2 separate regions of the Homo sapiens genome follow, and region 2 is linked to region 1. A link is a loop called in an ENCODE intact Hi-C map of the cell type or tissue named here. Cell type or tissue: sigmoid colon. All regions are shown on one strand. Links, peaks and the distances in the headings refer to the core of each region. The heading gives the core; the rest is flanking DNA. Region 1 has its middle 28 kb from the start of LINC03040. Region 2 overlaps SCIRT (stem cell inhibitory RNA transcript).

Region 1 (15,323 bases), core at 3,008-11,007:
ATTTGGGCTGGGTCCCAAACAGGCTTGGAAAGGGCCAAGCAACAGGGGGCCTGGAAAGCCAGCGCCAATGTCTGGGGGTGGGTGGGCATGCAGGAGGGGGCTGGGGTGCAGCCCAGGAAAAAGTGGAGCTAAGACATTGAACAGGGAGAAAGTGGAGGAGCCCACATGCGCCGCTTGAGAAATGAACTGAGGCCGGCTGGGCAGGAAAGAAATGTGTGCGGAGAGAGGGCTCAGCAGGGCTGGGCGCAGGGAGGCTCTTCAGGGAGAGGTCTGGCTGCAGTTTCAGGCTGAGTGGCCTTTGCTTCATTCTGGCTCCCGGCCCCCTGGCTAGGGAAGCACTTAAGGAGAGAAGGCAGACTGGTCCTGAGGCTGGACAAAGCAGAGCAGAGCTCTGAAACCTTGCTAGGTACTTGGAATTTGCTGACTCCCACCATGACGTCCCACCTCCGAGCTTTCTCTGACTCTATGAAAATATTTTTCATACTCTGAAAAGCTGGCCCTGTAACACGCTGCTGATGCTGCTGATGGCTTGGTGAAGGCACAAAGAAAGGACCTTTACTGGACACTTTGGTCCAAATTTCTCTGTGCCCATCGCTTACTCTGACCTCTGCTTTAGAGGCCAGCTCCATGCAAGCTTCGTGGGCTCTGCAAAGGTGCAATTAAATGGCACTTTGCCTTGGCCTAGAACCTCCTACTTCCTGCCAGAGACTTCTCTGATGTCCTACGGGTGGACACCTGTGGAACTGCTTAGCGCTTAAGTAGTGCACACCAGAAGGGACTCCCCTGGAGTCACCTTTGTGCAATGGGGGATACAGGAGCCAAAGGATCCCTTTTTGCCCTTCTGGGTAGACTGTTTTGAAACACATTTCATAAGTCTCTTAAATAGATCTCTGTGGGGTCAACACCCATCACAGGGGTGGCCAACTAGATAACATATCCTTGTATTGGTTGACACCCTGTTCACTCTTTCCTCACCCTCATCTTTTGATCCTGTTCCTGGGATCACTTCCCAAATCAGCTTAGTTGCCCCTGAGACCAAAGCTCCCACAGGTTCCACTTTTAGGGGAAACTAGGCTAAGACAGAGGCCTCTGTTCTGAAAGAGTCCAATTTGGGGGTGCCAGGATGGGAGGTGAGTAGGAACTTGGGCTACAGAAGGAAGCTCTCTATCCTTCTATGATGAAAGCACAGGTCGCGGCTGGCTCCCTTCCTGCACAGAAACCCAAAATAGTGATGACCTGATATTTGCCTCACTGGCCTGCGCAGACTCTACCAGATGTGAGCACCTCCCCAGACCTTGACGCCTCAGGGTGTACCTCAAGGCTGGTGCTCCAAATAAGTAGCATATTTTACGCTGGTCCCTTGTGCAAGCACATCCTCTCACTCACAGGACCCACCCAGCCTTGCTCATTCCCTGATGCATAACTTCAGGAGCAGAGACTGGCCTCCTCCGATTCTTTCTGCAGGCAGTACAAGCTCAGAGACTGTTCTACTCGGGGCTCATGCAGGAGTGAGGAGCCCATGCAGACGCCCCCTGTGGACACCGCCACAGACAGGGCTTCTTAGACAGTCCTGCTTTCCTCTTCTGATGCTAGTGGGACAGCAGGGCTGCTGTGCGGGAAACTCTGCTCAGTTAGCTTACAGCCAGGACCCAGGGACACACAAGGGTGGGAAGCTAGATTGACCGGGGACTATAGCCTGAACCCACTACAGGTATAGCCATGCATCCTTCTGACCTTTGGGGTATGAGGAAACGCTGGTTCCCCCGTCCTTCATGACTTTCAGGCTGGCACTGAGTCATCAGCACCTCCTCCTTCTCCAGAAGCATCAATTTCTGGCAAGCCCAGCTTCTGGCTGGAGCCTAAGAGGAACCTTGGCCTTCAGCCTCATCATCTCCATTCTGAGTTCTTCCTACTCTTCTGTGTAACTTGCTCTACACACTCCCCACACTGACTGCCCCAATCCCTGTGCTTCTCTCAAGGTGTGCTGAGTGAATGAGAAGGAAGGAAAGAGAAGATAAGGATGGAGGGAAGGCCTGCCTGGGAGGTACGCGTGTGGGGCAGATATGGGCTAAAACCTTCGTAGAGCCACAGAAACCCAGGTGGGAGGACCTCAGAGATGAACAGGCTGAGCCCTCCCTGCTGCTGTGAGGCTCACTCATGCCCTTCCCAAGGCATCCATTTGCAGAGGCCTGGAGCAAGGGAAGCCCCTGGAATCCACCCTGGGTCTGTCTCCCTGTGAGACCTTTCCAGTTGTACCTCTGGAACTAATAGCTGACCCCCAAGGGTTTGAAGAAAGTGTCTATGGTGTGATGCTTTATTTTACATGTCCATTTGACTGGACTAAGAAGTACCTAGAAATCTGGTGAGGCATTATTCTTGGGTGTGTCTATGAGGGCGTTTCCAGAGGAGATTAACATGTGAGTCTGAGTGGACTAGGTGGGGAAGATCAGCCCTCAATGTGGGCCCTCCCATTCAACCCTGGGCAGGGTTCTCCCTGGCCACCCTCTTAGCCCCTTCCACCTTCTCACACCTTCTAACCAGATGTCACTTTCTCCACCCTCTTGTACTTTCTAACCAGATCTAACCAGATATCAACCTCTTATCTCACTAAGTGTGCATCCCCCCTCAGCTATGTGAGGAGACTTTGGCCCAAGAGGGATCAGGGACTCAATCAGGTCTCCCTCGAGGCCAGGCAGGGCAAGGACCAGCCTATGGCCGCGTTTCACTTCCCACTCTGCTAACTTGTCACCACACTCGCTGTCATCGCATGCTCTGCTGTGGTTTAGGCTGGGGGGCTTTCCAGAATAGCAGATTCCGAGTGCACAGTGACATGAGATATCTTTGGGACCAAAGTCCTGCCCATAACTGCGAATGAGCCATGCCTGTGGTCAGCACACTTCCTCAGAGCCAGTTCTCGATATTGAAACTTTAGTCCAGGAGGAGTTGTCTTGTGTGCTCTTGATGCTCCCCTGGTGGATGGCTGGGGTTTGTGGACCCGGATTTGGGTGTCTGGGGGAGACAACATTTGGATGGATCTGCTGAAAGCAGCAGTTTGGGGGTGAGTGCAGTTAAGGGCAGGCACCTAGCAAGAAGCTTTATTAGTCTTTTGGATCTTCTGTGGCAAAGAAACAAAATCCTTCCCCTTTAGTTTATTTAGGCAGAAATTGACTCTGAGAGGTAAATTACTGAACCAGGAGACTTACACAAGAACGTTCAGAGTAGCACTGTTCACAATAGCAAAAACCTGGAAACTGCCCAAATGCCCATGAGGAGCAGAGTGGATGGATGAGTTGTGGGGATGTGGTCACATAGTGAAACGTTACATAGCAGTCAAAATGAATGACATACTCCAACACAGAGCAATATGGATGAAGCTTGGCAACAGAAAATTGAGATGAAAAAGTCCCAATAGATTACGTACTGCATGATACCCTTTTTATAAAATTAAAAAACATTACAATTTAAAAAATAATTTTATGCCATTAAACTTCATAAAGCAAGGGAATGATGAACACAGGACTCATATGACAATTTCTGCAGATGGGGAATCGGGGGCAGGATGTGGGGCAGTGGTTAGATGTGGGTTATTGTCAAGGACTAGCTATTCTGGGTGGTGGGTTTAAGGGTGCTTATTGCATTAGTAAAACCAACTAACGAACCAACATAAATAAAAGTGGGCTGTGCATGTACCATTAATAAGACTGTCATAGACCAAGGATTCTGTAATCCTGATATCCAAACAAAGATAAAACAAAACAAAAGGCATAAACAAAAAGGCTCAAGCCCCCAAGAGGAGAAGGCATTGGGAGACAGATAAGTAGTTGAGAGCATAGCTCAGCAACCCAGGAGTTGTGTGAGTCCCAACTCTGGGTCCCTAGGAAAGGCTTCCATATTAATTTTCTATTGTTGTGTAACAAATTACCACAAGTTTGTTCTCTGCTCAGGGTCTTGCCAGGCTTAAGTCAAGGTGTTGGCTGGACTGTGATCTCATTTGAGGCTTGAGGTTCTCTCCCAAGTTCCTTGTGGGACTGAGGGCCTCAACTACTAGAGGATATTGCTGTTCTCTATCATGTGACCCTCTCCATAACATGGCAGTTAGCTTCTTCAAGGCCAATAGAAGAGCAGCTCTGCTGCTTTGAATCCCTCTGACTTTTCCACCTTGTGTCCTCCAGACTCTCATTTAAAAGGTCTGACCTGATTAGGTCAGACTGATCTGGGAAAATCTCCTTTGCGATAACTTCAGAGTCAACTGATTAGGGACCTTAATTACATCTACAAAACTCCTCCACCTTTGCTCTATAATGTGAACGAATCACGGGAATGATATCTCATCGTATTCATAGGTCCTTTTTCCACACTCAAGGGAGGGAATTTTATAGGGCATGTACACCAGGAGGCGAGAATCTTGAGGAACATTCTAGATATGTTCACTATACCTCCTTTCCAAGCCTCAGTTTTCTCCTCCATGAAGTAAGAAGTGTAATCTCTAACCTGATTGTGGGTAGATTAAATTAGATGACAAATGCAAAAGTGCTGTTATTCACTCAGAGATATTTAGTGAGGACCAACTGCATGCCAGGCAGGCCCTCTGGAAGCTCAGTAAATGCAGTGGTATGTAATACAGACATGGTCCCTGCCTCATGGGGCTGGTAGTCTAGTGGAGGAGACGAGTGTGATGTGCAGGATCTGTATGCTGAAAACTACAAAATGCTGTTGCAATAAATAATGAAGACCTAAACAAATGGAAAGGTATACCATATTTATGGACAGAAGATTCAACATAAAGATGTCAATTTCCCAAAGTGGACTATAGATTTAACACAATACCAATCAAAATCCCAGCAGGATTTTTTTGTTAGATATTAACAAGCAGATTCTAAAATATTGTGGAAGGACAGAGGAACTAGAATAGCTAAAACAATTTTGGGGAGAAAAAGAATAAAGTGTGAGGAATCATACTACCTAATCTCCTTTCTTCTTCTTCTTTTTTTTTTTTTTTGAGGGGGACAGTTGTTTTGTCTTTTGAAATGAGGTCTCTCTTATGTTTCTCAGGCTGGCCTCAAACTCCTGGGCTCAAGCAATCCTCTTGTTTCAGCCTCCTGAGTAGCTGGGATTACAGATGCACGCTACCTTGCCCAGTTTATGCTACCTAATTTTAAGACTTAGTTCAAAACTACAGTAGTCATCAAGAGAGTGTGAAATTTGCAAAAAGATGAATATACAGATCAGTAAAACAGAACAGAAGGTTCAGAAATTGATCTACACAAATATGAATAATATGTACAAAGGCAATTCAATGGAGAAAAAATAATCTTTTCAACAAATGAATTTGGAACAACTAGTCATCCATAAACAAAGAAAAACCTTTGACCTAAATACAAAGATTAACCCCAAATGAATCACAGATCAAAATGTAAAATGTAAACTATAAAATTGTTAGAAGACAACATATATGAAAATCTTTATGACCTGGGGCTGGGTGAAGAGCTCTAAAATGATACCAAGAGCATGATTCATCCATGAAGGAAATATTCATAAACCAAACTGCATCAAAATTAAAAACTTTTGCTCTGTCAAAGAAAGACACTGTCAAGAAAGTGAAGAGACAACGTACAGACTGGGAAAAAAATATTTGCAAACCACATATCTGACAAATTACTTGTATCCAGAATATACGAAGGACTCTCAAAACTCAAAAGCAAGAAAACAAGCCACCTCATTAAAAAAATGGGTAAAGGACTTGTACAGACACTTCACCAAAGAGGATATAAAAATGACAAACGAACACATGAAAAGATATTCAACATTACTAACACTCAGAGAAATGTGAATTGAATCCATGATGGGATACCTCTACATACCTGTTAGAATAGCACATTAAAAAATGTAAAACCAAGAGCTGACAAGAACACAGAGAAACTAGTACTCTCATACATTGCTGGTGGGAATGTAAAATGGTACAGATGCTTTGTAAAATGGTTCGTCACTTTCTTGTAAAGTTAAATCTTTGAGTATACACTTACCATGTGACCCAGTAATCCCCCTCCTAATGTAGTTACCCTAGAGCAATGAAAACATCTCTTCACATGAAAACCTGTACCTGAATGTTCATAGCAACTTTATTTGTAATAGCCAAAATCTGCAAACTGCTCAAATGTCCTTCAATGGGTTAATGGTTAACAATGAAATACCACTGATTAGTACAAAGGAACAATATTGATAAGTGCAACAATATTTGGATAAATGTCAAAGACTTTCATACTAAATGAGAGAAGCCAGTCAAGATGTCACACACTGTAATTTCATTTACTTGATACTCTCAAAAAGACAAAATTATGGTGATGGAAAACATATTAGTATTTGCCAGGACTATGGGTGGGGTGAGGATATAACTATAAAACAACAGCATGAGTGCGTTTTTAGGGGATGATGGAGTTTTCCCGTATCCTGATGATGGTGGAGGATACACACATCTGCACATGTTCAGATCCATAGAACCGTATACCAGAAGAAAAACAGTAAATTTTACTGTATGATAATTTAAAAAACCCAGTAGTGTGGACAGAAGTTCCGAGAGAGAGACGCTTGGCTCTTGGAGAACAGACTCATATTTCAGAGAGGTTATTCTTGTACTGTGAAAAAGTTAGCACCACGCATAGAACTTCATAAATGCTCAATAAATCAACAGTTACAATAAAGAGGTTAATAGATTCTGAACTCAGTGAGTCTAGAAAGTGATGTCGCCAAGAAACGAATCACTAGATTCTGCTGGGAAGTGGATTCCTGAAGTCAAAGCAGGGTGCCAGAAGATGCTCAAAGCTAGCTGGGAGGTAGAAATGCCCCCAGAGGGAGAGATAGCATGTGGCCCACAGGCCTAGGGAGCTAATTCCAGACCTTCTTCCATTGTCAGACCTTGCTCAGAGCTGCCCAGGAGGCTGAGTCTTCACGGGTGAAGGAGGAAGTGGTAGGCTCTGAAGGAGCTCTGTTCCCTCCTGCTCACCTCCCAGGTGGCCCATAGCCATGACCTACTTTTCCTACCTGTTGGTGCAGGTGAGTTCCCTTGCCCACAGCTATTTTTATCCAGCGGGATTCCCAGCTATTTTTACCAGCCTGGCCTTGACTGTGGGGTTGGGGTTCTTGCCCTATGGGAGACCCTGATGGACATTCCCTCCCCTCCCTCCCATCAAGAACCAATTGGTCTTCCCACAGCTGCTCCAGCCAGAGGAGATACCCTCAGAGATCTCTCCTGCTGCAAAACCTGCAAGGGCTCACCACTGTCTGCAGAATAAAGCTCCAACTCTTTTACTTGCACATTCAGAGCTCTCCCTGACTTGGAGGCCAGCTTCCCTTCAGCGTCATGTCTCTCCACAGCTGATGCTGGAGGAGCCAGCCAGCCCAGGCTCCTTGCCAGATGCCTACAAGGCCTCTCGATTTCCTGCTTGTGTGCATGCTGTCAGGAATGTCCTTTCCCTTTCCATTTCCACTGGGCAAAACTGAACCCATCCGCTGGGCCCAGCACTAATGCACCTCCCCCAAGGAACCCTCCTTCATTCCTCACCTGCTAGAGAACTATACTACCTAATTTTAAGACTTAGTATAAAACTACAGTAGTTCTGGGACCTCTCTGCTCCCTCTGCCTCAGAGGATGGCCAGCTAGGGATATGTTCTTGGCACCGGCTCTTGCCCATCTCTGGCCCTGCACCCTGCACAGGATGTATATGAGTAGAATGTTGTGGCCTCTCCTACATCTTCCAGGCTGCTTTCTTTCCCCAAGGCAGGGTGGAGTCCTCTGCCATCTTCAGGCTGCCAGACTCTCCACCTCCGTGAATCAGCAAACCTTTCCAGGGCCAGCAGTGGGCTCAGCACTTTTTTGAGTGCTTTTCGGAGCGTGTGAGGGAGGAAGTCAGAGAAGCCACACTTGGCATAAAGGAGCCAGGGCATGCAGACCTGAAGCTCCAGGGACTACTCATGTGGCAGGGTGTACCCAGGGACCCCAGAGGTGCTCTCTCACCTCCCTTCTAACCACTGCCTCATCTTCTCCCTTTTCCTGGAGAGCTGCGCCCCTTCCCCATGGCCTGCCTTCCATGCTGTCCTCACCCCACAGCCCAGCCTGGTTCCTGCCCTCTGCTGTCCCTGCTAGAACCTCCTGGGCACCAAATCTGGAGGGTCCAGTTTGAGTTTTTATTTCCTTGGCCTGCTCAGGGCCTCCCCATGCTGACTTCCCTCATTACTAGGATGCCCGTCCTCCTAGGTCTCCCCATGTTGACCTCCCTCATTTCCAGGATGCCTGTCCTCCTGGGTCTCTGTTTTTGTTTTCTTGAAGGGCTCCCAACCCTCTGCTGGTCCCTGGGAGGTTGGGAGTCCTCAGGGTAAGATGGGGGCTGCTTCTCTTCTCCCAGAACCCACTCAAGGTCTCAACCATCAACACTGGCCCCCAAATCCATTCCTCTACCTCAGGTTTTCCTTCCTGAGCTCCAGATCCCTGAAGTTCTCATGGGCCCCTCAAAAGTAACATGATCTAAACGCAAGTCATCACTTTCTCTGGCGGTCCCTCCTCAGCTCCACCCCAGCCAACAGCACCCTGTGGATCCACTTTGCAGTTTGGGGCCTTCTCCCTCTCTCTGCTGACTTAGCTTCCTACACATAGCAGGCCAGGCCCTCTTTTTCTCAATTACTGCCACCACTTCCTGCCCAGCTCCTGTCTCCTGCCTTTCCCATTCCCATTCATTCTCATTCAGCAGCCCCAGGGAGCTTTTCAAAGTACAAACCTGGGCCGGGTGTGGTGGCTCAGGCCTGTAATCCCAACTACTCTGGAGGCTGAGGTGGGAGGACTGCTTGAGCCTAGGAGGTTGAGGCTGCAGTGAGCTATGATCACACCACTGCACTCTAACATGGGTGACAGAGTGAGACCCTGTCTCAAAAGAAAAGAAAAGAATAAGAAAGTACAAGCCTGGCATGATCCTCCTGAAAATCTGTTGTTTGCAGAAGCAAGTCCACGTGTCTTTTGGAAGCAGGCCAGGTATGCGCAGTACCGGTGAAGCCAGGCTGCTGGCTGTGTGACTTGGGCAAGTGCCTCTCCCCTCTTGAGTCTCCTTTTCCTTCTTTGTAAGGTCTGTCTACCTCCTAGGGCAGTTCTGAGAACCATATGAGATAACACACATAATGGGTCTAGAACTGTGCTGGCCTGCAGGGGTGCTAAAACAGGGGTGTTAGCGTTACTAGCTGCTTCTTCTCCCCAAGCTCCCTGTGGCTTCAACTCTTGCCTTGTTCCTATATGATAATGCAGCCAAACCTTTGTGCCTCTACCCCTCTGACCTTACTCTTCTTTCTGCAGGATATGCCCCCTACCACAGGCTTAGCTCACCTACAACTTTTCCTACTTCAAGGCTCAGAATGAGTTCCAGCCCTCCGTAGCACCACTGACTCCTTGCGGTTCTAGCATCTAGCGCCCTATTGGGCCTCAGCCCCTGGGGGGCAGAGCAGGAAGCTGTCAGTACACCCCATCAGTTGCAGAGACCTCAGGTCTCAGGACAGGGTGTGACCTAGAAGGGAGCTTCCAGCTTGAGGCCCTGGTGTGGGAGTGCTGTCCATATATGTCTCCCCAGTGGACTCAGGTCACAAAGTGTCCACCAAGGAGGGATGGGTCCCCTTCGTGGGAGAAGTGCTCTCTCCCTGGTGTCAAGAGAGGTTGCCAGCACCAATAGGCCAGGCTCTACAGGGAGCTCACTCAGACACCAAGGACCAGGCCAGGCCCCTGCATGGGGCTGTCCTGGTCTTCCAAGACAGCTTCAAGCATGTCAGGAACAAGGAGGCAGCTGTGGGTGGAACACACACCTGCTGATGGACAAGGAAGCTCTCACAGGGGAATGTGGGAGAAAGGGAGAACTTTCCTGGAAGTCTAGGCTGGAAGTAGCAGGAGGAGGGTAATGGGAGGATGAGAGGGACAAATCTGAATGATCTTCAGTGATGACCTCGTCCTGCCTGCCTGGTGTTCCCAGGGTCTCTAGAGCTGCACTGTCCCATACAGCAGCCACTAGCCCCATGTAGCTACTTAAATTAAAATGAAGTAAAAGTAAAATCCAGTTTTTTGGTCACATAAGTCATATGGCAAATGCTCATGGCTGCCACACTGCATAGCACAGATACAGAAGGACTCTTTCATCACAGAGAGTTGTAGCTTGAGTGCTAGCATTGTTCCAGAGCCTGGCTGCCCCGATTCAAACCATCACTCTGCTACTGCTAAGTTTAGGCAAATTACTGGACTGCTCTGTGCCTCAGTTTCCCCATCTCTAAATGGGGATCATGACAGTTATTGAGAAGGTTAAATGAGTTAAATATATGTAAAGTACTTAAAACAGTGTCTGGAACATGGAACAGGAATTGTGAATCTGCTGGTAGAGAAAGATACAGCTATGCTAAGGCATTAAAAAGATATTACTGACTTTTTGGAAGGGCATATAAAATTCATATATACAGGAAAAAGCCACCCACACAGCCGACCCTCAGCCGCCCATGTCACTCTGCCATTAGAAGCCTGTGCGTGCCTTGTTTGCTAAGATAGCATCATCACCTCCCTTCCGCAGAAGAGGCAAAGGACCTGCTCAAGACCAGCAAGGTTTGAGAAGGGAACCAGCTCTCTGGCTCCAGGCCCAGAGCTTACCTCCACTGCCTTAGGTGGTGCCCATGATTCCTTATTTCCTTAAACGTGCCCCACAGGCGCCCCTCCTTTGATGATGTATGTTACTGCCTTATCTCGCCCACCATTAGGAAGTCCTTTCTCATGTCTGATCTCAGTCCCACCACTTGTGGTGCAACCCCTATATCTAAGGCTGCCTGCATGGAGATAGCACAGGACCGGAGGGGGTAGCGGGTAGGGAGACGGGAAAAGGCTTCTCTGTGATCTAGTTCCAGAAACCACTCTCACTGAGGAAGTCAGTTCATCCTGATATTTAACTTTAGCCCCACCATGGGTCAAGCCTGTTCTTCCTGCCTATCCTTGGAGGACATGGGGCATTTACCCCAGGGCTTCCATATCTGCCCTGCAGAGATAGGAATCAAGCCCTTGTACTTCCTGACTTGACTCTTGGCAGGGGGACTCCAGGGTTATATATAAGGTAGACTCAGTGCTAGCCCAAGCAAAAAGGCACATCTCAACCCTGACTATCCAGGGAAGGCTAGTACTCCAGCAAATCCTGTACGGACTATGCTGCCCATTGCACAGATGGGGAAACTGAGTCCCTGGGCAAATGAGGAGCTTTCCCCCAAGCACACAGCCAGGAAGACTGTGTTCATTGCAGTCCTCTCCCCACTCTACCCAGGTCGCAGGAAAGCACTGGCAGTTTGCAGGATCCCTGAGCCTGAGCCATAGGTGCCGAAAAAGCAGCTGATTGACTGTCCTTTATAACTTCAAAGCAAGTAGCATCATCTTTGTCTCCTTAAGATCCAACATGGAGTTTAAGAGAGAAGTCAGAAAGAACCTGCTGACAGTAGGAAATGAGGGAAACTGTGGAATTCACTTTTCTGAGGGCATTTTAACTAACAGATACGCAAGCAAGTCTGCCTAGTCCAGCAGTTCAGGTTGTCTGCTGTATCAGAGGATGAAATTTCTTTAATTCAAACTGACATTTTCAAAAGGGTTGTGGGGGTGGGTGCTGTGGACTAGCCACCCTTGTACCATGCTTTGACTGGTCTGGCCTGGGAGAGAAGCGGTGGTGCCCGTCCCTACTCTTGCTCCTGGCCTTGTCTGCTCCCTGCCTTGCCCCCCTGCCCACCTTGGCTGCCTCCGGTCTCCCGTGATTGAAATCTCCCTGCTGGTCTCAGAGCTGACCTTCCCGCCTTTAATTCAATCAGGAATCACAAGCCCTTTTAATATAGGAAATAAAAGGCTGGCTGCTGAGCAGGCTGCACCTGATTGACGGGGCTGCCAGCTTGGTCAGGCTGGCCTGGGGAGGGGGCATAGACCCGTGACCTCAGCTGGCCTCTCTGGGGTAGGAATGCTCCCCCGAGCCTGGGGAACAAAGGAGGACCACCCCCCTCCTGATTCCCAGCAGAGGAGGGACCAAGGCCACATGGTAGGGGGTGGCTGCTGGCTGGCCCAGAGAAGCTGGGGAATGTCAAGCTCTCACTGCAGCCTGAGGGACTTGGGGTAGACACGAGGGAGGACTTTGCAACTGACTAATTCCTCTGTTCTTGTTATGTGATTCTGGGTTGATGCTCCAAAGTATTGCAACAACGCATTTTTATTTTCCAAAAAAGTAGAAGGGGTGCCAGAGGAATCAATGCTAGCTTTTCTGGACTTTGGTTTCTCATCCATATATAAAGGTGGGCAGGGACCCAGCCACCGGGCTGTTGTGAGCATTAAATGAGTTAATGAAAGCTCACTGGCACATAATAATCGCTCATTAAATTATAGCTAATAACATTCTTAATAATTTATTCTTCTAGAGGCATACAGAGGTCTCCACTTCTACTTGGAAGTGGAGGAGACTTGGGGGAGAGAGTCCAGGGTCCTGGGCCCTGTTGCTTGCTTTCTCTCCTTGGAGACAGCCCAGGACAGGTCCCGTCAGCACCTAGGTTCCTTCCCCGGGGGAGGCAGGCTGGGGCAGTGGAAAGCTGCCTGCTCAAGGAGTAGAATTCTGGTTCAGCATATTTTGGCCTCACTTCTCTGAGCCTTAGTTTCTTCCTTTGGAAAATGGGCTAGTAGCACCTACCTGGTAGGATTGCTTTGATGCTCTTTAAAGTGCCCAGGCCAGAGCCTACCAAGTATTAATAGGAGGTGCTCAGATTGTGGTACCTCTCTCTCCTGAGCCCCCAATCAAGTGCTCAGCCCAGCCTACCCGAGTGGTTTTGGCTTCCATCCTGAACCTACCCTGGCCCTATGGGAAACCCCATTTCCCTGTGATCTGAAGCTGAGCTCTAAGAGGCCACTACCCTGTTCCTGTTCAACCATATTGCATAAATGTCCTATGGCCTGATTCCCACAGGGTTCTGCCTGTGGCCAGGATCTGCCTCAGATGCTCCTTCCACTGTGGCTGGTTTTACTTTCCAGAGGTGAATGAGCCTGTAGAATGAACCACCTTAGGGCAGGCGGAGATGGCTGGCAGCTCCCCATGTGTGTACAGCCCAGTGCCTAGCATGAAGAGATGCTCAAGGAGGTCTCTCCCCAAAGTCTGCCCCACCCTCCTGTCCTAGGCGTATTATAAAAACATATACTATAACATCATTCTTTGGTTTCTCAATAAGCAATGCTACACAGCTCCTGTATAAAATATGTTTGGCGATAAAGGTAATAGTCACAGTGGACGCCCACTTGAGCTTCAGGCTTACTCCGTGCTAGACTTGGTGTTGAGTGCTTGAGACACACTGTCTCTCTCCTACTTCCCTATGAGGTAGAGATTGCACTGCATCTTTGAGGAGACTGACACTCAAAGAGGTTGAGTAACTTCTCCAAGCTGACCCAGCTACTAAGCAGCAGTGCTGGGATCTGAATCCAAGCCCATTGTCAGCCCTCTGCAGACTTGGCTGGGCAGTTCGTAGAAGAGTCTCACGTCCGTTGTTGCATTTGATGGCGTAGCAACCTCAGGGTTTTGCCAAGTGTGTGATTGTCATTATTATGATCCCATCCTACAGGAGAGGAAATGGAGATTCCCACATCACACAGTAAGTAAAGATGGGACAGGGACTTGCACTTCCGCACTGTGCTCAGGTCTCCACTGTAAGCACAGCCTCCCTCCTGGTTTAAAAGCATTCCCTTACTGCTTAACATCAGTGTTCCAACGGGATAGTTCATTCATCCATTTGGTAAATATTTATCAGGCACCTACTATATTTTAGGCCCTGTGTGGGAGATTAGTGCTGAACAAGCCAGAACCTGTTCCCTTCCTGAAGCTTTCCATCTCTGTGGGTGAGAAAAACTTGAAATAACTGCACACACAAAAATGATAAAAACTGTGATAAGTATTGTTCTTGAGGTGGGGTGGGTGGGTGATCAGAGAAGAACATTGAAGTGTGAATGCAGATCAGCCCTGGAAAGTGGGTTTGGAGGCTGGGAAGAGCAGTCTAGGCAGAGGCTCTGAGACAAGAGTGAGCCTGTGAATAAGGGTGGAGGCACTCAGAGGAAGAGCAGGAGGAAAGGGGCCAGAGCCTACATGGCCTGGGGGGCTCACCCTCACCCTAAGAGGAGGGCCTAAGGTTGGTTTTTATTTCAGGATAGTAGAGAGGAGAGTGGAGGGGGCTGAGTGGGTACAGGGACCTCAGTCAGGAAGCAACCTTAGTGGTCCAGGCACAGGGCTGAAGGGGGCTGGAGGGGAGGAAAAAGGAGATGGGGCTGAGTAGCTCTACCCACACCCCCCATCCAGGGCCTTTCTAGCCCTTTCCCAGGTGCTTGCTGCTGTGGTCAATGTTCAGGGTACCCTGACCCCCAGGCAGTGGCTGGTTATTGTTTCACGACCAGCTCTCTGGGTGAAAAAGTCCTCTTTTGTAGCATTTGCCAATTTCTGTGGTGTAAATACTCCCACCATGGCTGACTTCAGACTACCAACCTGAAGTCAATGGATAAGCAGTTGGGAAGAAAAGTTTACAACTGTCCAAGCTGCAGCAGATTGGCTCCAACACACTACTGCCCTCAGGTCTCAGAAAGGCAGTAGTTCTGATGAAGTGCCATTGGTATACGTCTCACCCTCTATGTAATTCCCGATTCCTGTGTGTATATTGGGGGTTGGGGGAGTAGAGAGGGTGAAGGCTGGATGAGGAGGGGTGTGGGGGAAGGGAGGTTGGTAAGGAATTAATAATAATGACCACTCCCTCTAGTCTTTCTGATGACTCCAAGAGATTGGTACTATTATTAATCCCACTTCATAGATGAAGAAACTAAGACACACATTGAATAACTTGTCCAAGGTCTCACAGCAATAAGGGACAAAACTGGGAACTCAAACCACCTCATTCCTGGGGTGAAGACTTTGCCCTCCTGAATCTCTGCCCTGTCCTGCCTGTGAGCTGGCTAAGAGGGAGGGAGATGGGGGAGAGTTAGGAGGGGACAATGAATGGAGGAAGAGCTAGCTAGGAAGAAGGAGGAAGCTGTCAGCAGCAGGAGGTTGGGGGGTGGGGTGTCATTTGAAATTATCTGGTTGGAATCCTAATGTGGGCGAGGTGGGAGGTTGGAGTGGCCTCTACAAGTCAGTCTGGGGTGAACCAGGATTTTTAAAAGGAGATTATGAGCTTCCACTGAGAATGTTCCCGGGAGAGGGTGCAGCAAGTTGGGGTGGGCAGGGGTCAGGCACCTGGAAGGCCCCACACACACACACCAGGTACTGCCACAGAGA
Region 2 (15,323 bases), core at 2,988-10,987, 73 kb before region 1:
GGGAGGATGGGGCCGGATGAGCCCCCTGCCTCCCTGGTACGTGCACACATGCACAGTCAGGCCTTATTCAAGGAGCTTGGACCCTGGGCCCAGTCTCAGTCTGCTACCAAGAGCTGTGTGGCTCTGTATAGGACTAGGATATAAAGCATTGTGTGTCCATCAGGATTCTGTTGCAGAGAACAGAATCTGCTCTGACTGGTTTAAGTGAAAGGGACTTATCACAGAGTATGAAATGGCTACACAACTATTGGCAGGGTCGAAGACATAGGCTTAAGGTGGAGCTTTCAGGAACAGCTCTCAAAGTCACACTGCAGAACTGGGCCACCAAGGGAGCTGCTGCCTCTTTGGCAATCATGAGGTCACCAGCCCCAGAACCACACTGCAGTGTGATCAGGAGGCTGCCACTGCTGCCAGCTCCACACTGCACCTGCTGGGGTCCATGCTAGGAGCCAGACACACTGTGTCTCTCCTCTTGACCCCCTCTGCCCGTACTGCAGCAAAACAACAACAACAACAACAACAACAACAACAACAACACACACCCCTTCTTATTCCCAGAAAGCAGCTGGCGCTGCAGAAGCACAGCCTTCCAAATTTCATGCACGTGCATCTGATTGGCTAAACCTGAATTATATCCCAATCCCAACAGCAGGGGAGGAGACTGGGAAATGTAGTTTTTTGGCTCTTCCTGTCTCTGCAGGCCAGTAAGGCACACAGCAGGGGGTGGAATGATGTTGAAATCAGTCCCCACACTGACCACACACTGTCTTCTAACCTTCTAAAAGATGCCGGGCACAGCAGCTCTGTTTTGGATGTTCTCAGAGAGGAACAGAAGGGGAGTAAGAAGCCTTCTCTGCTTTTTACCACACACCACTATACAGCTTTGAGGCACCCTGAAGGCTCAGGCACATCAGTGGTGCCATTTGCGTGTGGTCCTTGGGGAGTGTGATACCAGGTCATTGTAGCAGGTCATTGTACTAGGCAGAGAGCCTCCTTGACCTGTCCAGGAATAGTTGGGACTTTGTCAGCAGCTGGGACCAGCAAATATTGGTTATTAGGGTCTGAGTGGTTTTATCTAACTCCTGGCTGGATCCGTCTTTGGAAACGCTATCACGAGCGCATCCTATGGGCCAGGCGCTGCTCTGACTGTTAGGGGACAGAAAAGGATGAAATAGAGTCCCGGCTGCTCTTTGCAGCTCCCTGTCTAACAAGGAAGAGGTGTGGGCCTATGCAGCCAAGGGTGCGAAAAGGTGAACAGGGGACTTTCCAGGGTGGAAGATATTTGAGCTGAGTCCCGAAGGGCCCAAGGATGCTTAGAGGAGGTCTGGGTGAGAGACAAGGTAAAAATGAGAAATGCACCACAATCTCAGTGAGCCGGGCAAGGAGGGAGCTGGGAGGTGGGGGTGGGGAAGAGACAGTGTTTGGGAAACCAAAGCCGGGATTTCTGAAGATCCAAGATTCAGTCTTCCCATCCAGACCAGGCTGGATGCTCCTGTGCTGGGCACCTGCATCTGGCCAGTCATGCAGTTTGTCCCAGGCTCTCTGCAGGCTGTGGGATGGGGTTTGCTGCCTTGGCTCATGCAGACTGCTGGGAATGACTCATGGCTGAGGAGGGGTTCGGGAGAGCCACGGACTGCTGCCCAGGCTGGAGGCTATAAGGAGGCCTCTCCCTGGGTCTGGTGGCAGCAAAAGAAACTAGCCCATGTGGGAAGGGCAGCCCATGTCACCCCACCCTGGGCTTCCAGGCTACAGGGCCAGGTGGCCAGAGGGAGTCTCTGGCACCCCAGCCCCCACCGTCCCCTCCCACCCCAGGCCCCAGTGTCCCCTCCTACCCCAGGCCCCACTGTCTCCTCCTACCCCAAGTCCCAGCATCCCCTCCTACCCCAGGCCTCACCGTCTCCTCCTACCCCAGGTCCCAGGGCCTCAGGCCCCAGCGTCCCCTCCCTTGTACTCTGCTTCCTCCCCATGGCAGTGCTGCCCATTCCCTCCCTGCATCCCACTCCATCCTAATGCCAGCCCTCCCTGGCTCAGGCGGCTGGGAATACCCGTGGTGGGTCATTACAGGACACCACTGCCTGAGGGTCAGAATGCAGGAGGCCTAGCTGTGAGCTGGAACCCATCAGAGGCCAATCTAAGTCCTGGCAGCAGTCAGGACAGGAAGGGCTGGCTGATGAGAAAGGTGTTCCTGAGAACTGCAGTTTCCAAGCTCTGTCTTAACCCTTCCCACTCTGACATGAGGGTGTGTCCTGACATTTTCCAATGGTGACAGGTGGCTGCAGGTCTCTGGTTCCTCAACCCAGGTTGGTGAGGTGAGGTTGATTTCATAGAGAAACCACGCCCCTGCCTCAGGGAGTCCTAGTCTGAGGGAGACACAGCCCCGTCCTCAGGGAGCCCCAGTCTAAGGGGAGACACAGCCCTGTCCCCAGGGATCCCCCTCAGAGAGGGAGACACAGCCCTGCTTACAAGTGGCGCAGGGTCAGATATGTGGGAGATTTTGTCTGATTATTAAACTGATAATCAATATCATGGCATTACTTTTGAATTTCCATGTGCACTTGTGGGAAATCAGCAGCTTGAACACACATTCGTTGCTCTTAAGCTCCAGGAATCATGCGGCTGCAGATGGAGAGAGTTCTTAGCGGATGGTTTTGTTCTGGTTGCCCTCTTGGGGTCAGCTGCCCGCTTTTTTGAGACCCCTCCTTGCCTCACAAACCACTCAGCAAGTGGGTAATTTTCAACAGCTTGTTCCAACTCCTTCTTTGGTATCCCCATAACTTATATAACTCCCAGCTTTCAATTAACAATTAAACTTGGTGAGCAAGAACACAAAAGGAAACATGTCTGTGTGCAACTGGCCCTTCTTCAACTGTGTGGTTTAGATGTCTCTGATTTATTTTCCACAATTAGTGGCTGGCCTTCTCCCAACCTCTCTCCCTGTTCTCTTTGAAGGGGCTGCTGCTGGCTGGGCACAGCAGCCTAGCAAAGCTGTCTGAGGGCACCCTTTTCTCTGGGGCTGAGATCACCAAAGAGCTCAGGCCTCTTGGTTCCTGGGCTACATGGGGGTGACTATCAAGCTCTCCAAGGGGGAGGAGGGGGCCCGTGCCCACCTACAGGGTGAGGAGGAAAGGCCCAGAAATGCTGGCACCTTTGCAAGCCTTTTCTGTGCTCTTCATCTTCCAGCAAGTCATTCCAACTCCAGTGCCTCACCTTCCTTATCTGTTAAATGGGAGTGAATAATTGGGTTAGGTGCTTCCTAGAGCTCCTTGCACTCAGACTTTGAGAGTTATTCCTGCTTCCCTCCCCACCCTGCTCAGGGCTCTCCTGACACCCTGTCATGACCACAGAGGGTGGGTTAATCTCTGACCCTGTCCAGCAGCCAACTTGGTCACCAAGTGTGCTACCAGACAGCCTCGTGCTGCTGGCCCAAGGGTTGCAGCCCTATCTCTTCCAGCCTTAGTCTGGCACTCTGATGCATGAGGACATGTATGGATATGCAGGTGAGTGGAGCCATTTGGCCACGTTTCCTGGGACCCCTCTGAGCCAGCCACTGGGCCTTGCCTTTAAGAGACTCCCAGGACAGTGAGATGACTGTGCACAGGAGGCTTGAGGAATGAGTGCTGAAGCCAGCAAATATTTACTGAGCACCTGCTCCAAGCCAGGCCCTGGGCTGGGCAGGGGACAGCAAAACTGAATAAATAGACATGGTGCAGTTCCTCATGATTAGAGGCACATACGAGTTCCAAAGTCAGCTGATCAGGTTCAAGCCCTGGTCTGATGCTCTTTTGGGCAAGGTATTTAGCCTTTCTACACCTTGATTTTTTCTATCTGGAAAATGGGGATGCTAATAGTACACAACCATGGGGTTGTAGTAAGGATGAAATGAGTCAGTGTTTAGAGTGCAGGGCGTGGTCATTGCAACTTTCATTTTGTGAGCACTAACTCTGTGCCAGAAAGTGTCATGGCATTTGATGAAAACCACGTCCCTTACAGAGAAGGAGAGAGCACTTCTGGCTGAGCTGAGAGAGAGGCTTCATGGAAGAGCTGGTGCCACAGTTTGGTCTTGAAAGATGGAGTTAAATTCCATAGGTGGCAATGGGGGAGGGCGTTCCAGGAGGGGGAACAGCATGGACAAAGGCATGGAGGCAGAAAGACAAAAAATGTGCTGGGGGAACTCCAAAAGGACCAGTGAGACTAAAAGGCAAGGGAGATAAAACTGGAAAGTAGGCTTAGGCCAGATGAACATCTAGACCACAGAATGTGGCCTTTGTCCTGTAGGCAAAGGGGAGCCGTGATGGTTGCTGAGCAAGGGGATCTCGAAGGGAGATGAAACTGCTGATTTCAATAAGGCAGCAGAGTTAGTTTCCTTAGATGATAATAACAACAAGAATGATAATCAGAAACATTTCATTTTGTAGATTCTAAAGTTCGCTGAGCATTTTCATGGGCACAACCTCATCTGATCATTATGGCAACACTGTGGGGTGAGTTGAGCAGGGATTATTGCACCCACTTTACAGAGAGGAGGATGGGGCTTATCTGAGGTTACCTAGCAGGTTGATGGCAAAGTCAGAAGCTAACGTGGGTCTCCTGGCCAGCATCAGCATGGATGGCCCAGTGTGAGTGAGGGACATAGGTCCCCATCTCATGGCTGCCCAGGGGAAATGGACCACCTTCTCAAGCCCCATCCTTAAGCTTGAAAATGTGTTTGTGTGTGGAGGGGGTCGTAAGGATGTCTGTGCAGAGAGCCTTCCAGTCACGCCAGCACCAAATCTTCTGTACTTCTGGCCCATTGCCAGGGGCCAGCACGCACTAGGCCAGCACGCATCTAACCTCTGCTGATTGGTACCGAGAGCATTGGTGATTTGGGCAGGGGGTTGGCTGCACCACTGCCAAGAGGCTGGTGAACTGCTGCAGGGGTTTGGGGAAGACATACACATAGCCCTACGCTTTTAGTGAGTCCTTCACCTCTGTAGAAGCCTCTCCCAGCTGAGCAGCAGCCAAGGCAGATGGAGGGAAGCTTCCCATTCACCTTCTCTTCTGCTGGGACTGTTCCCTGACCCCCCTGGGTTCCTGCCCCAGGACTGGGAGTCTGGCTTCTGATGGCCCAATCTTAGCTCTTCCCTCTCCTTGGATTCTGCCTGCTGGCTGATACCCTTCCACACTGAGGCCTTCCTCCTCTGATGTTCATTTCCAGGTCCTGGTCCCCAGCAGGGCCTAGGGTGAGAAAGGAAACAGTAGAACCCCTGGCTTCCCGAGCCTGCTCCATCCCGAGTTCTCAGCAGGGCCAGGCTGGCCTATCTTTCTAGAGGACCCAGCACAGGGCCTGCCTCAGAGTGCAGCCCAGGTAGCACCTGCTGGTTCTGTCTGCCAGGGCCCCAGCCTTCATGGGAGGCCAAGAGCCTTAGGGGAACGGACAGTGAACCCAAAAAAGTACATTGTGATATAAGCCAAAGGGTGGCCCCAGTGAAAGGCTTTGTAGGAGTTTGGAGCAGGTGAGGTTGTGGAGGCAGTCAGGGACTTCCTGGAGTGGTGTCCTGGATTAGAGCTCAGCCTTCCCTGAAGGTGGTGGGGCTTGGTTAGGGGAAGGGGTCTATACAGAGGATTCTTTCCAGAGGGTGGGGAGCCAGACTTACCGTGCCATATGAAGCAGTGGGTTGAGGGGCATGAGCAGAGGGGTGTGGGCATGCTTGCCTCAGGCCAGCCCTGGAAGGTGTGCAAAATGGCCCTGGGTAGTGATGGGCTGTTGACTGATTGATCGATTCATTTATTCAAGTTTATCCAGCACCTCCTCTGTGCCAGGTGCTGTGCTTGGGGCTAGGAGCTTAATGATGAGTAAGACAGATGTATCCCTTCCCTCCTGAGCTCCTGGTTGAGATGGGAAGGCTGAGGAGCAAACAGACTGTTTCAACACACTGTGATCAGTGCCAGGACAGAAGAGATACAGTGTCCCCTAGAGCAGAGAGGAGGCTTCAGCTTGAGACCCGGGGGTGGATCTAGGAAGACTTTCCAGGAGAGGTGGAGCTGAGATCTGCAGGATGATGAGTGAGCTGGGAGTGGGGGTGAGCATCCCAGAACTGGGAGAGGGGTGGCATTCCTTTCAATGGGTGAGGATCATGACATGGGGAGGGGAAGAGGAGGCGAGGTGCAATGGCAGATCTTGCATGTTGTGCTGCATTAAGGAATTATCCGGAGGGCACTGGGAAACGTTTGAAAGGTTTTAAGCAAGGGCTGGATGGGATCCGATTTGTGTTTTGGAAAAAACCTCTTTGGCTCAGGTAGAGAACAGGTTGGAGGGCACCTGAGTTGTCCAGGCTCAGTTCCAAGACAGGGAAGAGCCCCTCCCAGATGCAAGCCCTGTGAGGACAGCATGGTGATCCTCTTGCTGTTACCCTACAAAGTCCTGTAAAGGGTGTTGCCCAAGTCCCCTTAAGGGAGGACACCCGGTTCCGGATGATGGCTGGTCTTCTTGCCCATAGGGTCCCTTCCTTTGGCTGGCTGTGAGGGTGGCTCAGCTCTCTGGCACCAACAGGGAGAAGTGGGACTCACCCTGCCAGGACTGCATGTTGAGGGGTTGGTGGAGAACATTTTGGAGAGGGCAGGAGAGAGCCAGTTCTCAAAGAGGGAACTGGTTCAAATCAATCTACTAATGCCTGCCCCTCCTGCCCCCACCACATGCACACAGGTGATTCATTTGGCCTTTAAGACTAAAATGCCAGTAGTTCCCATTGCTTTGGGTGGGGGATGTGGGGAGGGAGACAGTTTGCCCTGCACTAAACTCAGCCTGTGGAGGAGAGCAGATGGGATACCTGGGATGTGGTAGAAATGAATGTCATGGGCTGGGCGTGGTGGCTCATACCTGTAATCCCAGCACTTTGGGAGGCCGAGGCAGGTGGATCACCTGAGGTCAGGCGTTCAAGACCAGCCTGGCCAACATGGTGAAACCACGTCTCTACAAAAATACAAAAATTAGCCGGGCATGATGGCAGGTACCTGTAATCCCAGCTACTCAAGAGGCTGAGGTGGGAGAATTGCTTGAACCTGGGAGGCGGAGGTTGCAGTGAGCCCAGATCACACAATTGCAGTCCAGCCTGGGTGACAGAGCGAGACTCCATCTCAAAAAAAAAAAAAAAAAAAGAAATGAATGTCATAGTTGAGGGGACAGGTTGGTGGGGGCTGGACTTCCAAGGCTTCCTGGCCTGGGAAGGAAGCAGGGGGCGTTGTGGAACCTGGAGTTTTCGGGTCAAATTCTGGCACTTGAGCTTCTCCAAAAGCCACCTGTGTGGGCTGGGGGTGAAATGCCAGGGTTATGGGGAAGGTTTCCCACCCCCTCCCTGCAAGAAGAGAGGAATGGGAGGGCAGGGGAGGGCTGTTTGGCCAGGCCCCTGGTTCAGCCAGCTCTGGGAACCCTGCCCAAGATGCCTGAGACAATGCCGGGATGGAGGCTGGCCTGGCCAGAGGCAGGCCTGGGAGGGGGCAGGAGCAGTGCCCACTTCATTCACAGTCCTGGCCTCTGCACAGTGGCCCACAGCACCACCCCCTACTCTTGGGCTCCCTGCCCAGTCCTAGGCTTCTGCCTACCCCTTGGCAGTCACCAGCCATGCCATTCTCCCAGAAGGACTCTTTCCTAGGCTGGTCCTACCCCCTCTGAGGGATAAGTGTGTTTCTGAGAGTTAGTATGTGTCTGAGTGTGCTTCAGGATGTGAGTGTATATACATGTGTGGGTGTGTGAGGGGGGTGAATGTGTGTAGGAGTGTTGGAGTGTGTGTCTGCATGTATGTGTGTGTGTATCTAAGTATCTGAGTGTCTCCATGTATGAGTGTATAGATAAGTGCATGTGAGTGTGTCGAGGTGTGAGAATGTGTATATAAATGTATGAGCGTATATGAGTGTGTATGAGTGTGTGTATGACAATATGTATATAAATGTGTGTGCATGAGACTGTATTTGAATGTGTGTGTGTGTGGGGTGTGTGAGATGTATGTGAATGTGTCTATGAATATGTATATGAATGTTTTTGTGTTTTGTGTGGGTGTGTGAGAATGTGTATATGAATGTGTGTGAGTGTGTGGGTGTGTAAAATGTATATGAATGTGTGTGTGAATGTGTATGTGAGTGTGTGTATATGAATGTAGGTAGGTGTATATGAGTGTGGGTGTGTGAAGATGTATATGAGTGTGTGTGTCTATGAGTGGGTGTGTGGCAATGTGTATATGAATGTGTGTGAGTGTGTATATGAATGTGTGTGTGAAGATGTATATAAATGTGAGTGTGTATGTGTGTATGGGTGTGTGTGAGGGTGTATATGGATGTGTGTAAATGTGTATAAGTGTGGGTGTGTGTAAATGTGTATATGGATATGTGTGTGTGTGTGAGAGGATGTACATGAATGTGTGTGTGTGTGAGGGTGTATATGGATTGTGTGAATGTGTATATGAATATGTGTATGTGAACGTGGGTGTGTGAAGATGTATATGAATGTGTGTATATGAATGTATGTGTGTGTGTGTGAGCGTGGGTGTGTGTGAAGATGTATATGTTTGTGTGTGTGTGTGAAGGTGTATATGGATGTGTGTGAATGTGTCTATGAATATGTGTGTATGTGAGCGTGGGTGTGTGTGAAGATGTATATGAATGTTTGTGTGTGGGTGTGTGTGAAGCTGTATATGGATGTGTGTGAATGTGTATATGAATGTGTGTGTGTGTATGTGAGCGTGGGTGTGTGTGAAGATGTATATGAATATGTGTGTGTGTGTGACGGCGCATATGGATGTGTGTGAATGTGTATATGAATATGTGTGTGTGTATGTGAGCGTGGGTGTGTGTGAAGATGTATGTGAATGTTTGTGTGTGAGTGTGTATGAGGACTGCCCACTCTGCTCCTCCCCTTTCCTCCCGCTCCCCAGCCATTCTGACTGCGCAGTGGGTGCTCTGACCTTTCATTTGGACCAAGGACCACATGACCGGCATTTCTCAGGACAGCCCTCATTCAAACAGTTCACTCCCCCTTCCCCAACCAGTGCCGTTTATTTTTCCAACCCACACAGCCTCATATTCAGGGTGGAAAATGCAGTCACCCATCTCTGGGATCCTCCTCTTCTCTTTGAGCTCGGGAAGAGTGGGACTGGAGGCCTGGAGGGGCCATGGCAGGTTCCAGGAGAAATGGACCCTACTTCTGGGGCTCTAGTAGGGAGCTGGGAGCTGGGGGAGGGGGGGTTGTGGGGACAGGCTTCTTTGTTCCCAGACCCAGGCCTGGCCTGGATTTTTCTGGAGGGGACAGTGGGAGGGAGCCCTGGCTCACAGGGAGAACTGGGATTTGGTTATTAAACCAAGTTGCAAGTTCAGTCTGCTTTCCAGCCAACTTTTCTTCCCACCTCACTTTCTCCTCCAGATAATAGAAATACCCTGGAGGGGTTCCTTTTCTCCCTGGCAAGCTGAGGGAGGCAGGGGCCCTGCCATTGGCCACTCCCTGGGCCTGGGCCAACTCCCCACCCCCGCAACAAGGGGTGCAATTACATCAGCTGCTCTCTCTCAGGCTCTGGCTGTTGCTGGGGGAGGTCCTTGCCCTACTCTGATGCTGGCCTCCTGACTTTTGACTTTCTCTGACCCCTTCCAGGCCTTGAAATCATGGCAGCAGCAAGACCCAACTGGGGCAGCATCATGTCTGGGTTTGAATCCCGGTTCAGCCACTTTCCAGCTGTGTGATGTGGGGCAAGTCAGGTAACCTCCTTGGGCCTCAGTTTCCCTATCTGCAACTGGGGATGACAATAGTGCTCTCTTCCTAGGTTTGTTCTGGGTAATCACTGAATTAATATTTGTTAGGTATTTGTGTTTTACCTTGCACTATGTACGTGTTGGTTAAATAAATACATCATTTCCCTAATGATGGCCAGCTAAGGAATAGGTGGATGGGGTGGGTCACTGACCCACTAACCCCTGGCTTCATGCTTCAGCACTTACTCATTCCCTGGCACTTAGCTCTTATCCCTGCATAGACCCAGGAAGTCTGTGACTTTTTGCTCTCTTTCTCAGGGTTTAAATTCCACCCCTACTATTTACCCTCTGTGGCACTTTGTCTCCTGGGGCAGGGATATCACAGCAGAACACAGAGGCCAGCTCAGGAGAAAGTCTCCCATCCTGACTTGTCTCTCCTCCACTTGTGCCACAGCAGCCACCCCCAGGGAGGCCTGAAGGGAGGTGCCCCAAGTGGCAGGTCTCTTCCCAGTGCCTTAGGTCTTTGCTGTTCTGGAGAGGAAGTGGCAGCTTTGCCTGCTGGGCTAGGGACTTAGGTTTTGGTTTGAGCATGGAAAAGACTCATTCACAGAAACTCCCCTGCCTTCCTGAGGCAATGATCCTGATCCACTAACCAGCTGCTCTCGCTGGGGCTGGGGGAGTGCAGGGGGCTTTGCTCGCCTTGAAGGGCTGGTGGAAGGATTCCTCCCCAGCTTCTCCCTTTTCCCCAGGCTCAGATCCCACCAGGACTGCAACCCTTAGCCCTGTCTGGTCTCCCCTGCAACCCTTGAGGCCACCCTGGAGGCTCAGCCATCCATTCACCCCAGGTGGGTCCCACACTGCCTTAGCTGCCTCTTCCTGGCCCTGTGGCAGCCTGCCTCCTCTCCCCTCCCTCCTCTGGTTGCTCTCATTGTGGGTCTGGAAACTGAGGTAGCCTTGTCGCTGGGGCCTGGCTTCTCGATGCCCAGAGTCCTCCAGCTCTATTCTGCTCTCAAATATGGAGCAAGCACCCACACTGTGCTCTCCAGTGCCTGGCTCTGATGGAAAGGGCCAGTTGGCCCTGGTCACCAGGGAGCCTCTTGACCAGAGTGCAGCCCTCAAAGAAAAGCCAAAGGTCCATGAGATGTCTTCCTTCCCTCCCCTCCCCTCCCCTCCCCTCCCCTCCCCTCCCCTCTGCTCCCTCCCAGAAATGTTCATTGGGCCCTGCCTTTGTAGCAGGTGTGGGCTGGGCCCTGACCATAGAAGAAGACTTCCTTGCCTTGAAGTTCAGAGGGAACCTGGTTGCAGGCCCCAGGCAAGGCTTTCCTTTCTTTGAGTTCCACAGCTCTGCTCACTGAGGGGTTCCAAGGCAGAGGCTGAGTCTCCACCATCAGATCGTGGGCTCCCTGAGGGTAGGGCATGTGGTTTCTGCCCCTCAGAATCTTCTGCATTCATTGATTCACAGTTCATTCATTTACAGCACTCAGGAATGCTTCTGTGGGCCAGGTTGTGCCGGGCCTTTGTGAGCTGATCTGTTTCAGCAGGTGCCATCTAAACTGGTTTCTGGTGGATGAGAAGAAGCTAGTTCTGGGAAGAGTGTTCCAGGCAGACAGAACAACACGTGCAAAGCCAGGAGCCTGAGAGCTATTGGGGTAGGCTGAGGCAGGAAGGGGCTTTGAAGATACAGTGACTCACAGGAAAGCAGGGGCCTGTCTGGGGAGCTGAGGAGAAAGAAGTCCTTGAGAATGGTTGAAGATTTTACTTCTGTGGCAGGAGAGAAAACCTAGGAGAGTGTCAAGTATCATTGCCCAAAGGAAGACAGGAATTCAGCATTCTGCGGAATCCCTGACTCATCGCTGGGGGTGGAGGGAGGTGGGAGAAGACTCGGCTGCCTGTGCTTCATTTCTAGCCTTCCAGGAGGACGTCAGCAACCTCCTTGCAGATTCCTTCCTCCTCTGCCCCCTCAACCTCCCTGCCCTTGCAGGGAATGAATCCCGGAGCTCTAGCTGTCATCGAGTTCTCCCTGTTGTCTAATCCTAGTCTCTCCTGCTGCATTCTTGCGTGTCCTTGGAGATTAACCACAATTTGGGGCCTGCAGTGTCTTTTCCCAGTGCCTGGCAAAGGCACTCCCTAGCCTTAACCTGTCCCCACTACTGTCCTGGGCCACAGAGGCTGGGTCCAGGGCATGGGGGTAGTTTCCAGGAGACAGTTTGATCCTCAAACTGCAGGCCAAGCCTCCATCTTGATCTCCAGGATTGCTTGAGGTCTTAAATCCCACTGGAGAGGTCTAGAGAAGCCAGGAGAAGCCGAGGCTCTCTGTTCCTGTCTCTTTCTTACCATGACTCTTATTTCTCTTTTCCCTGTCTCTCTCCCCATCTCTTTCTCTCTTCCACTCTCTCTCCACAGATCCCACCCCACCCCAACCCCCACCCCCGACATCTTTTTCTGGTTCGGTCTTCCCCTCCCTCCTTCTTGCTCTCCTTTTCTTTCAGTCCCTTGCCCTCCCTACCTGTAGGACTCAGTCTCCATTCCCATCCCTAGCCCTCTTTCTCTCTGATGGCCCCTGGCAGTGCTCGGGAATGAGAATGAGGAGGTGGACTTGTGGGGCTGCAGGTGGCCTGGCAAGTGGCATTGTGCAAGATAGCTCTCTTCCTTGTTAGGGTCTGAGGGGATTTGGAGGGCCGGCCCTAGTCAGCAGCCTGGCTTTCATTCCAGGCCTGTTGGAGGAATTCATAATAAAGGGCCTGGCACTGAAGTCCTGGGTGGCTTTAATTTTCTGGAAGAGAGGCAATCCAGTTGCTTCCCTAAGGGGGAAACCCTGTGTACCCAGCTGAGGGAAGGTGAAGAGCATGTAGTAGTTAGGGTTTAAGCCTCCCCTGCAAAGTGTCCACCTCCAAACTGTTGGTGGGACTGAAGACAATATTTTGTCATGGAGAGGGGACTGGTTGAGAGGCAAGAAACAAAGGAGGAAGGAGACCAGACCCTTCTCTGGCCAGTCAGTAGCTTCCCTGGGTACCTGAGCCAGACTGGGTATGCCTGCCCTCTTTATGGGCATCTGAAGGAGGCAGGAGATGAAAATCTCCGAGTATGCAGAGGAAATGAGCTCCTAGAGAAGAGGCGAGGACAACGGAAACAGTCAGTGGTCCTGGGGTGGCATGATAGGCCTGGAAAGCCGGGAGGAGTGTTTCCTCCAAAAAGCAAGCAATGCCTTTTGGGGAGAAAATGAAGCTATGTTGGCTGGATTCTGGGGGCTCCTGTGAATGAGTGGTAGAGATGCTGTCCCTGGGGGTCAATAGGCCTGGGGCTCAAGTAAGGTCTGCTTACACCAGGGATGGACAGATGTCAGAGGGCCCTGCAGTCTACACAGCTGTGTGGAGCACCGTGCAGAAGCCGAGGGCCTGGCCCCCAGCCCTTAAAGCCTGGACCTGGGAGCTCAGGACTTCCTCCCTCTTGAAGTGGTGGGTGAGCCCTGAATATTTTACCTGAACGTGACACAGGGCCGGGGGAGGGAACTGTGAGAAGAGGAGAGAGTTTAGTAACTATCTTGGTGGCAGGCCCAGAGTGGGTGACCAAGGGCGCTGGGGCTTGTAGGGCTGAGGGCAGAGCACACCACTGCCCACCACCAGAGCCCCAGGAACCCCCAGGACAGTGTCCCGCTCTTCTTCTGAGGTCCTTCCCCTCACTGCCTCTGTCTTTCTGTGTCTGTTTTCGACCCCCCCTTTCTTTGTCCCTTTCTTCTTTCTTGTCCTGTTCTCTGGTCGTAACTCTCCCATCGGGCCCTCCTGTCTTTCTCTGTGTCTGTCGCTCTCTGGCCCCCACATCATGGTTTCTTCATACTATCTAGTACAAGGGGAACCCCCTCTCTCCATAAACCCACTGGATACTGGGTGACCCCTGCCTGTGTGTGTGTGGTGGGGGGGTGCATGCACTGAGCACAGGGTGCAGGGGGGTGCGTGTGCCCCAGGCAGGAGTGAAGGGCGTGGGTGAGTGTGGAGGAGCTACTGGTTGAGCCAAGGTGGGGCAGGCTGTGAAGGGTCTGGTTGAAGATGGAGGGGTGAGGGCTGGGGTGGGGGCTCCTGTCGCCCTGGGTGGACTGCAGGGTTAGGCTTTCTCAGCAGAGGCAGCCCTAGCTCTGCCCCTGGGCTCCAGCTTATTCTAGGGAAATTTCAAGAGCCAGCCCCACCATGGCCAGCGCACACAAAGCACATTGTTCCACTCCCCAGGCCCTTGCCCCTGTCCCTGCCAGGGTTGCTGCCAGTTCCTGGAGGCAAGCTGGCAGCCTCACTCCTGAGGCCAGGGCTGCTCACCTGGCTCAGTGGGAGTTCCTCCCCTGCTGACTCGTCACCGTCTTGAGCAGGGCCAGGAGCATGCCAGGCTTGCTGACCCTCAGAAGTGGCTCCCAGTGGCCCTTTCTGCCAGCTGTCCCCTCCGCACACCTTTCCCCATTCCAGGAACTGGCCCGGCTGTTCTGCCCTGTGTTCCTACCCCAGCTTTTTCTTTCTCATGAGTCTTAGCAGAGATCAGGTCTCCCACGTGGGAAGATTGCCCTCTCTTTACTCCATAGTTCAGGCATCAGTTCCTGTCTGCAACTCACCTCCTCTTGGAGGCCTTCTTTGGTTACCCACTCTCCATCTCAGATAGCCCATTCCTCCTTGCTCTGCCAGACTGCTGGACCCACAGCAGACACACTACATGATATCCAAGTTTCCTGGCTAAGTGCCATCCCAGGGAGCAGCCTGGGGCAAGAGGGGGTACTGACCAACACCCACCACCTGCCAGGCACTTCCCATGCATTATTCACTTTGTTCCCGCAATAGCACCCCGGTGCTATTATCCCCATTGAACGGATGAGGAAACTGAGGCTCTGAGAGGTCAACTGATTTGCCTGAGGTCACACAGCAAAATTTCAAAGCTAAGACACTGTCAAAATGATGTGGGGATGGCAGGGGCTTCCAGGGCAGAGGGAAACAAACCATCCAAGGGAGTCAGTATGTCCCAGCTCCAGGGCATGTTAGGATGGAAAGTCCAGATGTTGCTACCAGAGTTTGGGATGGAGGCAGGAAGATGGATGAAACGACCTCTTGCGGGCTTGCCTGGGTTTAGCATACTCTCTGACCTTTCAGTGAAGAACCCGCAGCACCCCTTTCAGAGGGCTCCCCGCTTTGCCTCCCCTGAGGCAAACACTTAATAGCTCCCAGGCCCCGCCCAGTTCTCCCCAGACCCACCTCTTGTTCCCCTCCTCAGGATAGGCTCCATGGTGCCTGGGGAAACCTGGCTCAGAGCAACCCCCTTCTTCCTGCTCCAGTGGGCACCCTACGCTGCTCCCCTCCTTGAACCACTTAGGCTAGGATACACCTAGGATTTCTACCCATGGCCCTCCTCTGACTTTGCGGTATCAGAAGAACCTGGACTCAGACTTCCCATCCCTGGTGACCATCCATAGCGCCCATCCCTCCATCTCCCTCCTTTTCCCATCCTGTCTGTGCTCCTCTTTCTCTCTTACCTTTGATGTACCTACTATGTGCAAAACTGTGCTTGTGTCAGACCCATGGCCTGAATCTATGCTAAGCAGGTCCATTGACGGCCACCCAGACGAGAACATGAAATAGGGTAAA

What was found. Peaks named below come from ENCODE experiments on the same cell type or tissue, not always from the same donor. Only the 100,000 strongest peaks of a DNase experiment are listed, where the experiment ranks them.
Region 2: it touches region 1 in a loop (2.7-fold over the local background); 5 of 110 quality-filtered maps call a loop at or near these places.

Annotation. Positions count from the first base shown.
Region 1 is chr6:43,965,150-43,980,472 of GRCh38, reverse strand. No RefSeq gene overlaps it. Among named protein-coding and RNA genes, the nearest start is that of LINC03040, 28 kb to the left of the region's middle. RefSeq lists enhancers at 2,677-2,936, 14,956-15,323. In sigmoid colon, for the core only: no CTCF peak of the experiment used is centred there; DNase peaks (open chromatin) are centred at 7,382, 7,771 and 9,025; H3K27ac peaks cover 856 bases.
Region 2 is chr6:44,037,976-44,053,298 of GRCh38, reverse strand. All of the region lies in intron 1 of SCIRT (stem cell inhibitory RNA transcript), which reads left to right. Among named protein-coding and RNA genes, the nearest start is that of SCIRT, 29 kb to the left of the region's middle. RefSeq lists enhancers at 1,084-1,678, 4,012-4,161, 9,373-9,667, 10,512-11,260, 12,962-13,719. In sigmoid colon, for the core only: no CTCF peak of the experiment used is centred there; DNase peaks (open chromatin) are centred at 2,988, 3,938 and 7,508; H3K27ac peaks cover 938 bases.